Linked DNA regions of Homo sapiens: all the other regions are linked to region 1. Evidence: chromatin contacts called from ENCODE Hi-C or POLR2A ChIA-PET data. All regions are on one chromosome and are shown on one strand. Each heading gives the region's core, a stretch centred on a gene start or an enhancer-like site at or near the end of the contact. The rest is flanking DNA. Distances are from core to core; before and after follow the strand shown.

Region 1 (4,300 bases), core at 1,042-3,541:
GAGGGAGTAACTGAAATGTGGTGAAAATAGTTAGAGAACTAGAATTAGAATTAGCCTGAAGATGTGACTGAATTGCTACAATCTCATGCTGAAACTTGAATGGATGAGGAGTTGCTTCTTATGGATGAGCAATGAAAGTGACTTCTTAAAATGGAATCTACTCTTGGTGAAGATGCTGTGAACATTGTTGAAATTAGGACACAGGATTTAGGCTGGGCATGGTGGCTCATGCCTGTAATTCCAGCATTTTGGGAGGCCAGTGCAGGCAGATCACTTGAGGTTAACAGGTCAAGAGTTGGAGAACAGCCAGGCCAACATGGTGAAACCCCATCTCTACTAAAAATACAAAAATTAGCCAGGTATGGTGGCACATGCCTGTAATCCCAGCTATTTGAGAGGCTGAGGCAGGATAATCACTTGAACCTGGCAGGCGGAGGTTGCAGTGAGCCGAGATCTTGCCACTGCACTCCAGCCTGGGCAACGGAGATTCTGTCTCAAAAAAAAAAAAAAAAAGAACAAAGGATTTAGATGATAAAGCAGTGGCAGGGTTTGAGAGGATCGACTGCAATTATGAAAGAAGTTCTACTGTGGATAAAATGCTATCAAAACATATTGCATGCTACAGAGAAATCCTTATGGCAAATTTCATTGTTGTCTAATTTTAAGAAATTGCCACAGCTGCCCCAACTTTCTGTAATCACCATCCTGATTAGTCAGCAGCCATCAACATCGAGGCAAGACCCTCTACCAGCAAAAAGATTATGACTCACTGAAGGCTCAGATAATTGTTAACATTTTTTAGCAATAAAGCATTTTAAAATTCAGGTATGCACATTATTGTTTCAAATATTATGTTATTGTGCACTTAAAGACTACAGTATAGTGTAAACATAACTTTTACATGCACTAGGAAATCAAAAACTTTGTGTGACTTGCTTTATTATGATAATTACTTCTTTGTGGTGGTCTGCAATATCTCAAAGATATGCCTGTCCTGTGTTCAGGTTAATTGCCTCCAAATACTGCTTTTCATGTCTTAATACCTTGCTCAAGCTCTTTTAATAATTACCCAATCTCTGAATACAGCTCTAACTCATCAGTTTTGCATTCCAACACCTCCCACTTTTACAAAGTCCCTCTGACTTTTACAAAGTCTCATTCCAAACTTTTTTTATTTTTTATTTTTTTAGAAGGAATCTTTCTCTGTCACCCAGGCTGGAGTACAGTGATGCACGATCTTGGCTTACTGCAACCTCTGCCTCCTGGGTTCAAGCGATTCTTTTGTCTCAGGCTCCCAAGTAGCTGGGATTACAGGCATGCACCACCACGTCTGGCTAATTTTTTTATTTTTAGTAGAGACGAGGTTTCACCATGTTGGCCATGCTGGCCTCGAACTCCTGACCTCCAGTGATCTGCCCGCCTTGGCCTCCCAAAATTCTGGAATTACAGGCGTGAGCCACTGTGTCCAGCCCCCAAATGTTTTTTCATCCATTTCCTGTACAGAGGCAGCCGGTGACAGTCAAATTTTGTTTCCATATCTAGGTGTTGCTACTCATTAGCTGTGGATCCTTTTCTGAGCCTCAGAATCTTCATCTTGAAAATGGACACAATAACTTACTATGATGCACCGAGAAGAACATAGCATCGTTTCTCTAATATGCTTGCCCAAATTGTATAAGCTCATTCTAATCATGAGAAAACATCACACAAACCTAAACGGAAGGACATTCTACAAAATAACTGACCAGCACTCTTCAAAAGTGTCAAGGTCAGGAAAAACAGGAAAGAATGAGCAACAGGCACAGGAGGAAATCAAGGCAACAACAAATGCAATATAGGATTCTGGATGGATCTTGGACCAGAAAAAGGACATTAGCAGAAAAACTGGTGAAATTTTAATAGAGTCTGCTTTTGAGTTAATAATGTTGGCACCAATGTTAATTTACTCTTTGATCATTATACCATGGTTATGTAAGATGTTAACATTAAAGGAAGCAGGGTGAGGGATATAAGAACATGCTCTATACTATTTTTGTGACTTTTATGTAAGTCTAAAATTAGTTCAAAATAAAAAGTTTAAATTGAGATAATAATATGTACATTACAGGAGAAATTATAAAATACTAACTAGAACCCTGAGGGCATTTATTATGTCCTTGCCACAGGAACTTTATATGTATTTAGTCATTATGATAACCCTATGTGGTAGGAAATACTTTTCTCAGATATGGTTATCTGACACTTAGTAAGAGTCCCCGGAGTTCCAGCAAACTTTTTTCTATTTACTGCTGCCCAAACATGTCCACTTTTGGAGTTTCTGTAAAGTCTCTTGGGGCCCTTTTTGCTACTCTGGACATCTGGAACTCCTATGTCTGCAGTACTCATTTAGCACTAATTTTGTGCAACTTGGTATTGTTAATTTTCTGTGTCTTATTATCCCAGCTAGAAGGCAACTTCTTGAAAGCAGAGGACTGGATTTCACAGATGTTTGGATATCTCCCAGTATCTGGCACCAAGAGTCTTGGATATCACTCAAGCTTGCACTAACAATCTTGGATATCCCATAGTGCCTTTCAGTAATAATCTTGGATATCCCACCATGCCTTTCACCAGGAATTTCCCATGTGCTTCATCATCCTTGGATCTCCAAGAATAACTCATCTTGGCTGGGCCTGGGACCAGTTCTCTGGCCTTTCTAGAGTTGTAGACATTGGATTCTGGGGTACGAGGCAATATTAGCAGTTGGCTTCTTGGATGATTTCCTGGAAAAGCGCACATTGCAATCTGACTTCTAGAGTGAAATTCAGCAATCATACACTTTAAAAAAAAATTGGGGTAAAAAACACATAACATAAAATTTACCATCTTAACCATTTTTAAGTGTACAGTTCATTAGTGTTAAGTATATTTCCATTGTGAAACAGATAGCAATCATACAGTTTTTAATTTCAAAAAATATGTTAGCTATCCAGAATATATGACAGACTCTCACCACTTAATAAAAATAGAACAAGCAATAATAACATCCAAACATGAGCTAAAGATTTAAATGGACATTTCATCAATAAAGATACACAGATGACCAATAAACACGTGAAAAGATATTCAACATCATTAGTCATTAAAAAAAAGAAAGTTAGGCCGGGCATGGTGGCTCACTCCTGTAATCCCAGCACTTTGGGAGGTGGAGGTGGGCAGATCATGAGGTCAGGAGTTCGAGACCAGCCTGGCCAGCATGGTGAAACGCTGTCTCCACTAAAAATACAAAAAATTAGCCGGGCACAGTGGCATGTGCCTGTAATCCCAGCTACTTGGGAGGCGGAGGCAGGAGAATTGCTTAAACCTGGGAGGTGGAAGTTGCAGTGAGCTGAGATTGCACCACTGCACTCCAACCTGGGTGACAGAGAGAGACTATGTCTCAAAAAAAAAAAAAAAAAAAAAAAAGGAAAGTTAAAACCACGATGTGATACCTATTAGAATGGCTTAAAAAAACTGAGAACATGGAGTGCTGGCAAGGATGTGGAGTTACTGATATTCTCATACATTGGTGGTGGAATGCAAAAAAGGAAGGGCACTTTGAAAAAATAGTTGGCAGTTTCTTATATGTTAAATGTACACTTACCATATAACCCATAATTCCCACTTCTAGATATTTACACAAGAGAAATAATGACATATACCCACACTGAAACCTGTATGTGAATGTTTACATCAGCTTTATTCATAATCCCTGAAAATTGGAAGACAGCCCAATGTCTATCCACTGGTGAATGAAATAGATGAACAACTTGTAGTATATCCAGACTACTTCTCAATAGAAAGGAGTGGACTACTGATACTACAACCACATGGATACATCTCAGATACATTGTGCTAACTGACAGAAACCAAACTCAAAAGCTACATGATTTGATTACTTTGATATAACATTTGGGGAACGCAAAACTACAGGGACAGATGGGGTGGGGAGAGGGTGAACTATGTAGGGCACTTTTATGGTGAGATATCCTATATCTTGATTGTTGTGGTTACACAACTCTTTATGATGGTTCAAATTAATAAACTGTATACTTAAATAAAGTTAATTTTTATTGTGTAAATTATAGTTCAATTGACCTTGCTTTAAAGAACTACATTAGCTATTTAGTACTTCAAATATAATTAGCCACTTAATTTATGGTGTTGCTATCAGAAATAGCTGGATTAAGGAGGAAAAACCTAATATGTAGGTAGATTTTACTTTGCTTTGGACAATGTGGCTAATGCCTGTTTTTCTCTTGACTCAGTTGGTTTAACATTT
Region 2 (4,300 bases), core at 1,121-3,620, 63 kb after region 1:
TGTGTAGCACCAAATTGGGATCTTTTGTTGCTTGAAAAATATTTAGATAGCCTAGATATATTATCCTGTGTCATCATGTTACTTTGGCTGTCTCCTTTTTCCCAGCATTCAGAGGATCAAAAGTTTGTAACATTTATTTATTTATTCAGTAAACAGTTATTGATCTTCACTATGGGCTGGGTGTAATGGCATTCACAAAGATAAATAAGACAAAATCACTGTTTCCAAGAAGTCACAGTGTTGTGAGTGTGGTAAGAGATAGGAAGATTACAGGATGGTTAAAAAACAAAGTAGGCCAGGTGTGTTGGCTCATGTCTATAATCCCAGAGCTTTGGGGGGCAGAGGCGAGTGGATTGCTTGAGGCCAGGAGATCGAGACCAGCCTGGGCAACATAGTGAGACCCCATCTCTACAAAAAATAAAAGAATTAGCTGGGTGCAGTGGTGCATGCCTGTAGTCCCAACTACTGGGAAGGCTGAGGCAGAAGCATCAATTGAGCTCAGAAGTTAGAGTCAGCAGTGAGCTATGATCACACCACTGCACCCCAGCCTGGGCAACGGAGACTGTCTCTAAAGCAACAACAATAACAAGATAATAAATACTGTCTGTGACACAGGTATGAGGAGGTTGCTATAGAAGCTGAGCCAAGGGAGCCCCTACCTCTGGCCTGGGGGCAAGAGGAACCATTGAAGAAAATTTGAAACCTCTGAAATAGGCAGGGATAAAAAGTGTCCCAGAGACAGTTACACTATGTGAGAAGTAAATGGGAGGTGAGAAAATGGAACCAAGGTGGGTAGCTTTTTGTACTTTCGTAGATTTGCAACTGAGCTTCAGCAATATTTCTACCCTGATCTATGTTATTTTTATTTTATTTTAATTTTTTTTTTATTTGAGACAGAGTCTCACTCTATTGCGCAGGCTGGAGTGCAGTGGCACGATCTCGGCTCACTGCAACCTCCTCCTCCCAGGTTCAAGCAATACTCCTGCCTCAGCCCCCCGGTAGCTGGGATTACAGGCATGCACCACCATGCCTCGCTAATTTTTGTATTTTTAGTAGAGATGGGGTTTCACTATGTTGGCCAGACTGGGGTCGAACTTCTGACCTCAGGCGATCCACCTGCCTTGGCCTCCCAAAGTGCTGGGATTACAGGCATGAGCCACCATGCCTGGCCAATCTATGTTATTTTTAAAAGAAGAAGAGAAATAGATCAAGGAAGAGGAGAAAGACCTGGTTCCATAGATCTGACTCTGCAGTTTGTGTGCTGTGTAATAGAGAAAAGTTAGTGTCAATTTGGACATGGGCCAAATGACCTTTTGAGTCTCTTGTAGCACAAATGACCTGGAATCCTGTTTTCTTTATGATTATGAAGCTGGGCATAGGTATTCTGATGGGCACAGCCAAGATATTTAAGCCAACATTTGCTGAGAAACAGTGAAACTCATTTTCAGACATTTTTCCCCCATGACTGAGAAGTGTTAGGTTTTTGTCCAGCAGCAGTAGCTGTTGATTGCTGTTTTCCTGAGAGAGGGAGGCTTTTTTTTTTTTTTTTTTTTTTTAACATTCTGACACCTTTTTTTTCCCCTCCGTATCAGTACTGCTCACTAACCACATCATATGGTGATAAGAACTGAAATTACTCATTGACATTATCGTGGGGCTATTTCGAAAACATTATCTCATTTCATTTCCTAGAATATCATCAAGTCTCCACAATACCAGTTCCTTAAAGGAGAATGTTTTTGTTCCAACTGAAACCAAAATATTTTAGTGAATTTTGTCTTCAGTATTACTTCCTTCCTATTCTAATACTGTGGTCAAAAGTATAACTTTTGGCAAACTCTTTGCCATAGCGGAATCTGACTTAGTTTGCTGAATTTGAAGTTAGCTGTTTTCAGTAATTTCTTTTCTTTTTTTTTTTTTTTTTTTTTTTTTTTGAGATGGAGTCTTGCTCAGCCCCCCAGGCTGGAGTGCAGTGGTGTGATCTCGGCTCACTGCAGCTACCATCTCCTGGGTTCAAGTGATTCTCCTGTCTCAGCCTCCTGAGTAGCTGGGATTACAGGCACCCATCATCATGCTCGGCTAATTTTTGTATTTTAATAGAGATGGGGTTACTCCATGTTGGCCAAGCTGGTCTTGCACTCCTGACCTCAGGTGATCTGCCCCCCTCGGCCTCCCAAAATGCTGGGATTACAGGCTTGAGCCACCGCATGCAGCCTGTTTTCAGTGATTTGTCTTTACTCTTTATGTAGATTATCTGCATTGCAGATTACTTATTGTAATTTTCAAATCCTGGGCTGAATTTCTTTCATCATTTCCTGTGGATTTGTCATCTCTTTCCTCATCCTCACCCTCTATTCAGGCACCATGTAACCAGGCAGTTAGACAAAGCATTGTTTCATAGCTGAATCCATCACATATTTTTTTTATATATATTCCCAAAGGTATACAAATAGTTTTCATATTGTTTGAGAGTTTGATTTGTTTCCACTAACATAGAAAAATAGTTGTTTAATAATTAGACACTCCTTTTGTTTGATCTTGACTCCTTTTTCATGAGACCAGATGAAGTATTCATTAATGTTCCTATGAAATAATTATTTTGAAAACTTTTAACCAGTTCCAGTTTTTTTTTTTTTCACTTTTCTGATGTATTGATCATTCATGCATTCACTGACCATTTACACCATTTTTATATTGCTCTCTAAACTGCTATATTCAAAGCTAATTGTAGGCAACATCCTTAAATACAGTTAAAGCAATAATAGTTCAGGGGGACGAGTGTTAGCAGCATTTTAGGATATTCAGAGAAAGAGGTACAGTAAGACATCTTAGAGCTTCTGGGAGGCCAAGGGGCTTGCTGGCTAATGTTTCAACCATCAGAACTTGTTTGAGCAACAGTCTTGGCCCTACTACATGAGTCATAAACACCAGGATAGGCGATGCCTTCAGCCAGATGCAATGGAAAAGAGTTTGTTAACATGGAAAATATGGGATGGCTATACCACATACGTCAGTAGGACTCCCAGAACTGAGTCTTTTAGACCCGTTAATTACTTTTTGAGTGAATTAATGTATATGAGCAAACACATTTAGGGTGTTGCTAGCCTTATTAGCCAATAAGCACAATTCCTTGCCAGACAGTTTAAGACTGAGACCAGCTAGTTAATGAATTTACTGAAAGGCTCATTTATAAGGCTGCTTCACAGAGAATTTAGCAATAAACAATTCTGCCAACTCTTGATCTTTCAGCTATAGCCTTTCTTCCTGTATTTCTTTGGAATAACACATAATTAACATACAGCGATCAAGTTTTTGCTTGTCATTTAATATAGCACATTTTTTCTTTTGTTTTTTAGTATCTTTGCATATCAAGCAATGCTTTTAAAACTTATGCAAGCGTTGTATTTTGGACTCTATTTCTTTATAATTTTTTGTATCATCCTGCTGGGTAGATAGTGTGGGAAGAAATGCAGAGATTTTTATTGAATACTGCCTTGTTTTTAGGTGGTGTTTAATATTTAGATATGTTGGGTCTGCTAATTTAGGAGGAAAAAGTATTCTTTGGATTTTTCTTTTGCATAGCTTATTTTAGTTGCCAATCTTTTCTGGGTCTGAAGGGTCAAAAATGGCTGATAAAAATAGGTAAATAGCAATGAATGTGGTTGTAGGAAAATAGGAACTGATGGTGCTATGAAAGTGTTAATCTCCCATCATCAGTCTATATTCCTGGTTTTAGTGTCACAGGAATTTGACAGCCTCCTGAACTTTAGCCACCTCTCAGAAAATCCTGCTTCTCTTTTGAACAATGACTCCAGGGCTGGAAGATGGGTGAGGCATCCACTTAGTGTGTCAACAATGTAGAAAGGACCATGGTGAGAAGCTGACTAGAAGCCCACAGTGCTAGTTAAAGAGAAGAGGACTTTGAAAAGAAGTGAGAATAAGTGTGAACAGTTGACTCCAAGTAGGAAATTAGTGGAGGATGAACTAAATTAGAGTTCGGGATAAGCAAAGAACAAAGGTATATTCTATGGCCAGGATCCAGGCTGGTTGTGTAGTGAGTGAGGCAGTTTTATGTATTGAGTGTGCATTCACAGAATGTAGGGGTGCGTGTGTGTGTGTGTGTGTGTGTGATCAAGTCAGCTGTTTTCTCTTTAGCTCCAGTTAGTTGTCAACATGTGGGCCTAATGTTGCTGGGTCATCCCACTTTTCAGAAGAAATGGGAAACCTGATATTTTAAAGGGAATATGTAATTTTTTTTTTTTTTTTTGAGATGGAGTCTTGCGATGTCACCCAGGCTGGA
Region 3 (4,300 bases), core at 737-3,236, 44 kb after region 1:
GCAATAGATTGAATTTAGGCAGAAGTGCTAACTTGAATAATAATGCGATTAGCTTTAAGTAATATATAGTGTGGAAGAAATTGCATGTTATTTATATAGATGCCAAGTAGTCCACACTTGCCTGCTGTTTTCCGTAAGATCTGTAACCACACCGAGTTAAGCTTTGGCCTCCCTGCCTGTAACCTGATAAAAGGGTCAAGCCTGCAGGACGGTGTGTTGTTATACTCACTGATGGAATTTTCTCTCCCCTGCCTGGGCAGGTGAACCCAAGGCTATGAACCAGGGCCTGTAGGTATTTGAGGCTATCATGATGCTGCCCCCTGCATTCCTGCAGTCAACTGGGAGCTGTGGGGGCTGCAGCACTTGCTCTCTCCTGGCCAGCAGCCCAGGGGGTGAGTGAGGAGGGCTTGGGGATCCATTGAATTTCCTTTTTGTTTTCTTCATTTCTATTGGGTCTAACTCACTTGTTAAAAAGAAAAAAGTCTTACTAGTCTTACTATTGGAATTAGGAAATTAGTCTTTAACTGGACTGCAAATATGGCTCACACTTGTAATCCCAGTGCTTTGGAAGGCCAGGGCCTGAGGATCATTTGAGGCTGGGAGTTTAAGACCAGTCTGGGCAATATAGTGAGACCCGCCTTTACAAAGAATTAAAAGCAGCCAGGTGTGGTGGTGAGAACCTGTAGTCCCCACTACTTAGGAGGCTGAGGCAGGAGAATCATTTGAGCCCATGAGTTTGAGGCTGCAGTGAGCTATCATTATGCCGCTGTATTCCAGCCTGAGTGACAGAGCAAGATCCTATCTCTAAAAAAGAAAAAAGAGGAAAAAAAAAGAAATAGATTGAAAAGGAGAGTGTACACCCCATGAAGTTAACAGTTGTTTTTTTGTTTTTGTTTTTGTTTTTTTCCTGGTTGGGAGGATTCAGGTGGTTACTCTTTCCAGTTTACCTCCATTTTATAGTTTTTGTCACCAAGCACTTATTACTTTAACTAGAAAAACGAAAGAATCTTTTTGTCACTGTTGTCTTGTTCACTGCTGCCCATGTCCTAGAATGGTCTCTAGTCTATAGTAACCTCTCAATAACTACCTGTTGGAGAAATAACTGAATGAATAAATGTCAAAGGTCATTGCTTCCTTTGGGAATGGAAAGCTTTAGTACCATCAGATTTTTTCCATATCCTCAGCTTCTTAGGATCACAGGTTGGAGTTTTAGTAGCATATGTTAAAAAACATAGTTCCTGTCTTCTTCAAAAATCCTGTGACTTTCAAGAAACCTATGACTTTGGGCACCCTGTGTGCTATCTTTCCTTCAGCACGGATGGTTCCTGCCTGCTGAAAAGTGCTGACTATTGCACCTCAGCTAACCCACTCAACCTTTTTCTAGAGGCCCAGGGAGATATGAATGTGACCAAGAACTTGGCCTTTGATATTCAGCCCAAGTCTGGCTAGAGGTCAGAGGGAGAAAAAAAAAAAAAATCCCTCCATGAGCCATAGCTGTCTGTATATTCAGCGTCTCTAGGCAACTGGGAGGACATTTACCATTCATCCTCCAAGAATGCTGAGTAGCCCTTCTTACGTGTGATTCACTTTGGGGTAAATTTCTGTCCTTACTAATGAGCCTGTGATGGGAGTCAAGTGAAAAGGAATCATTAAATCTGGTTTTATTCAAGTTACATAATTAATTCTGGCACTGAAGTTGGCTTCCCAAGTTTTATACATGGCCTGAGTTTGTTCATTGAATTAAAGGTGAGCATGGGGGTTGATGACACGGTGGCTATAGGTTCTTATTTCTTGTCCTTCTTCATGGGGTTAATTTGAAGAATAATTTAGCTAAAGCACCTTGTGCAGGGTTGGGAATGTGTTAGTGATCGGTACATGAAATTTCCCTGTCCATTGCCTCTTTTCCCTCATGACCTCCTACATGGGAGGTTTTCCCTTGGAGGGTGTGACAGCTGATTACTCAAGCTGGTGTGGGAATTTAGCTCTGGAGATTGACTGGCAGATCAAAACTTGGACTGTTCTCACCAATAGGGGTACGGCTCTCTACTTCATTATGTGTCTTTGTGGCATTTTGTCTTTCTCTCTCCTGGCTAGTCTACTCAAACACCCTTCTCAGAGACTGCCACTGTGGACTCTGAAGTTTTCACAATACCAGGAGGTTTGTGGGAACTGAATAAATTGCTTCAAGATCGAACATAAAAATAAGTCCTGGCCCCAATCCTAAAAGAAGTCACTGGGAACCCAATCAGTGCTGGGCAACCAGCCCAGGCCCAGGCTAATGAGATATTTACATGCTAGGCTTTTCCCTTCATTTTGGTCTTCATGGGCCTCATTTATGAGGAAGTCTGGAGTGCGTGTGCTGTAGGCAGAGGCCGGTGCTTCCCAGCTTGGTGCCATGGACTCCTGTAGCAGATCAGGGGCACTACCACCCACCAAAAAATCCAGCACATTCAACAAACAGCAAATTCCCAGCCCAAAGCAATTACTTGCTTTTTATTTATTTATTTTTTTGCTATTGTTTTTCATTTACATTCTTTTCTGAGTTTTGCATGTTTTACTCTGACAGGAGGTATAAACAGGCAAAGGAAATGTAATCTATTTCAGTATTTGTGGGAGTGCTTGTCCTAGGAGTTTTAGGAGAGCATTTTCATCTATCAGATTAAGACAAATTTAAAAGGGTCCCCAAAGAGAATTTAGAATTGGAAAACTAAACCTAGGAGGAAGTTAAAGGTACAGTGATTATTTTGCTTGGAGAGTAGTATTGGCTTTCCAATAAAATGAAGGTGATTACTAAGAAAGGTAGCTGATTGGTCATTAGTGCATGGCCAGGACAAGAGAGTGAAGACTCATGTTTGCTTAAAAGAAGCATTTTTCTCTCAGGTGGAATTTGTTTGACGTTAGTGTGGCAGATTGTGATATTTCTTCTAAAAGTGGGAAAGCAATTTGTGTAATCTGTGCTCGTGTGCAGAGGACAGAACCAGATGGCTTTCGCAGTAAACTTTCAGGGCTTTACTAGAATAGGGAGAGACAAAAGGGAGGCAAACTTGGTGGCTTGTGAGATGGGGAATCGTTGTTTCAAATCAGGGGTGAGAACAACCCAAAATTTAGGAATGGCTTTTCAATAATAGCTCTTCTGATGTGTAGTACTAGAATCTAATTTTTATTTAAGCACAGCTTCAGAGGTTTTTTTAAAAAATTGCAAACTTGGAAATAAAGAAAAAAGAGGGGGCCGGACGTGGTGACTCATGCCTGTAATCCCAGCACTTTGGGAGGCCGAGGTGGGCAGATTGCCTGAGGTCAGGAGTTCGAGACCAGCCTGGCCAACATGGTAAAACCCTATCTCTACTAAAAATACAAAAATTAGCCGGGCACTGTGGCAGATGTCTGTAATCCCAGCTACTCGGGAGGCTGAGGCAGGAGAATCGCTTGAACCTGGGAGGCAGAAGTTGCAGTGAGCCGAGATCGCACCATTGCACTCCAGCCTTGGCAAAAAGAGTGAGACTTTGTCTCAGAAAAAAAAAAAAAAAAAAAGAAGAGGAACAGCATGTCTTATCAATGTCACAATGGGAAAATGTTTAAAAGGCCACCAAGGATTACTCATTATTTACTACTGACAAGGCCTAGACTCTGTGAGGTCACATGTTCATTTAGGTTTATGTCCGGTATAAAAGATAACTCTAAAGATTATGGTTTCATTGCCCTGTAGGACATTAACCTCTTTTGACTTAACTAGTAATCTTATTCATACATTCTCTTTTACAAATTTCACTAATTTTTCTGAGTACCCAGGTCCCCAAATGGCCTTTAAACCAGCTTGATCATGCTTCTGGCTCCCCACCAGTGAATTGAATATGTGTTAACATGTGTTCATTATTTGACTCATGTTTGTAACTATTTTAAAATTGCTCTTTAACTAGTGGAATTTTATCTTTTATTGTTTGCTGAGTAAGATTTTTCATAATAACTTCTCTTCTGCTCTTTGATTAATGCTGAATAGAGTCATGATTTTACTAACATTTATTTTTGTGGCAGCCTCATGTGTAATCCCACCTGCATTCTTCAAAAGCATTTGTAAATAACCAACAAAACTATTTCCTGGTGTAAATCAGTGCATGGAAATCCGTTCTTGTTTTTAAAGGAAGTTAAAGTGAATGAGGTTTCTTCACAGCAATCTAGGATTTTTATCTACAGGGAAAAATCTGTGTTTATGTAGTTTTGTACTTATTATCAACCAACAGGTCTTGTAAATATAGGGTTTTTGCTAGCTTTTGTGTTAAAAGTTACATGTACTCACATAAAT

What was found. Hi-C counts contacts between places; a loop is a spot of excess contacts on that map. ChIA-PET counts read pairs that join two places held with the same protein, here RNA polymerase II (POLR2A). Pooled maps may share reads with other maps.
Region 2: a loop to region 1 is called in a map of endothelial cell of hepatic sinusoid, with 4 times the contacts of the local background. The contact joins two enhancer-like sites. A Hi-C loop is called at or near these places in 5 of 168 maps with a recorded cell type or tissue (CD14-positive monocyte, Caco-2, HepG2 and 2 more), 9 of 37 single-sample maps with no recorded cell type and 13 of 50 pooled maps. POLR2A ChIA-PET finds 5 or more read pairs at or near these places in 7 of 52 experiments (A549, GM12878, HepG2 and 4 more).
Region 3: a map of mammary epithelial cell shows a loop between it and region 1 (5-fold over the local background). The contact joins two enhancer-like sites. A Hi-C loop is called at or near these places in 4 of 168 maps with a recorded cell type or tissue (CD4-positive, alpha-beta T cell, Caco-2, HepG2 and 1 more), 4 of 37 single-sample maps with no recorded cell type and 10 of 50 pooled maps. POLR2A ChIA-PET finds 5 or more read pairs at or near these places in 11 of 52 experiments (A549, AG04450, Caco-2 and 8 more).

The regions. Positions count from the first base shown.
Region 1 is chr12:75,995,287-75,999,586 of GRCh38, reverse strand. No RefSeq gene overlaps it. Among named protein-coding and RNA genes, the nearest start is that of PHLDA1-AS1, 33 kb to the left of the region's middle. Within about 2 kb of position 2,291, at least 3 of the 41 ENCODE cell types and tissues checked have a DNase peak (open chromatin) inside an H3K27ac peak, as active enhancers do; they include mammary epithelial cell, where a contact is called at or near this core.
Region 2 is chr12:75,931,966-75,936,265 of GRCh38, reverse strand. No RefSeq gene overlaps it. Among named protein-coding and RNA genes, the nearest start is that of PHLDA1-AS1, 96 kb to the left of the region's middle. Within about 2 kb of position 2,370, at least 5 of the 41 ENCODE cell types and tissues checked have a DNase peak (open chromatin) inside an H3K27ac peak, as active enhancers do.
Region 3 is chr12:75,951,434-75,955,733 of GRCh38, reverse strand. No RefSeq gene overlaps it. Among named protein-coding and RNA genes, the nearest start is that of PHLDA1-AS1, 77 kb to the left of the region's middle. Within about 2 kb of position 1,986, at least 6 of the 41 ENCODE cell types and tissues checked have a DNase peak (open chromatin) inside an H3K27ac peak, as active enhancers do; they include mammary epithelial cell, where a contact is called at or near this core.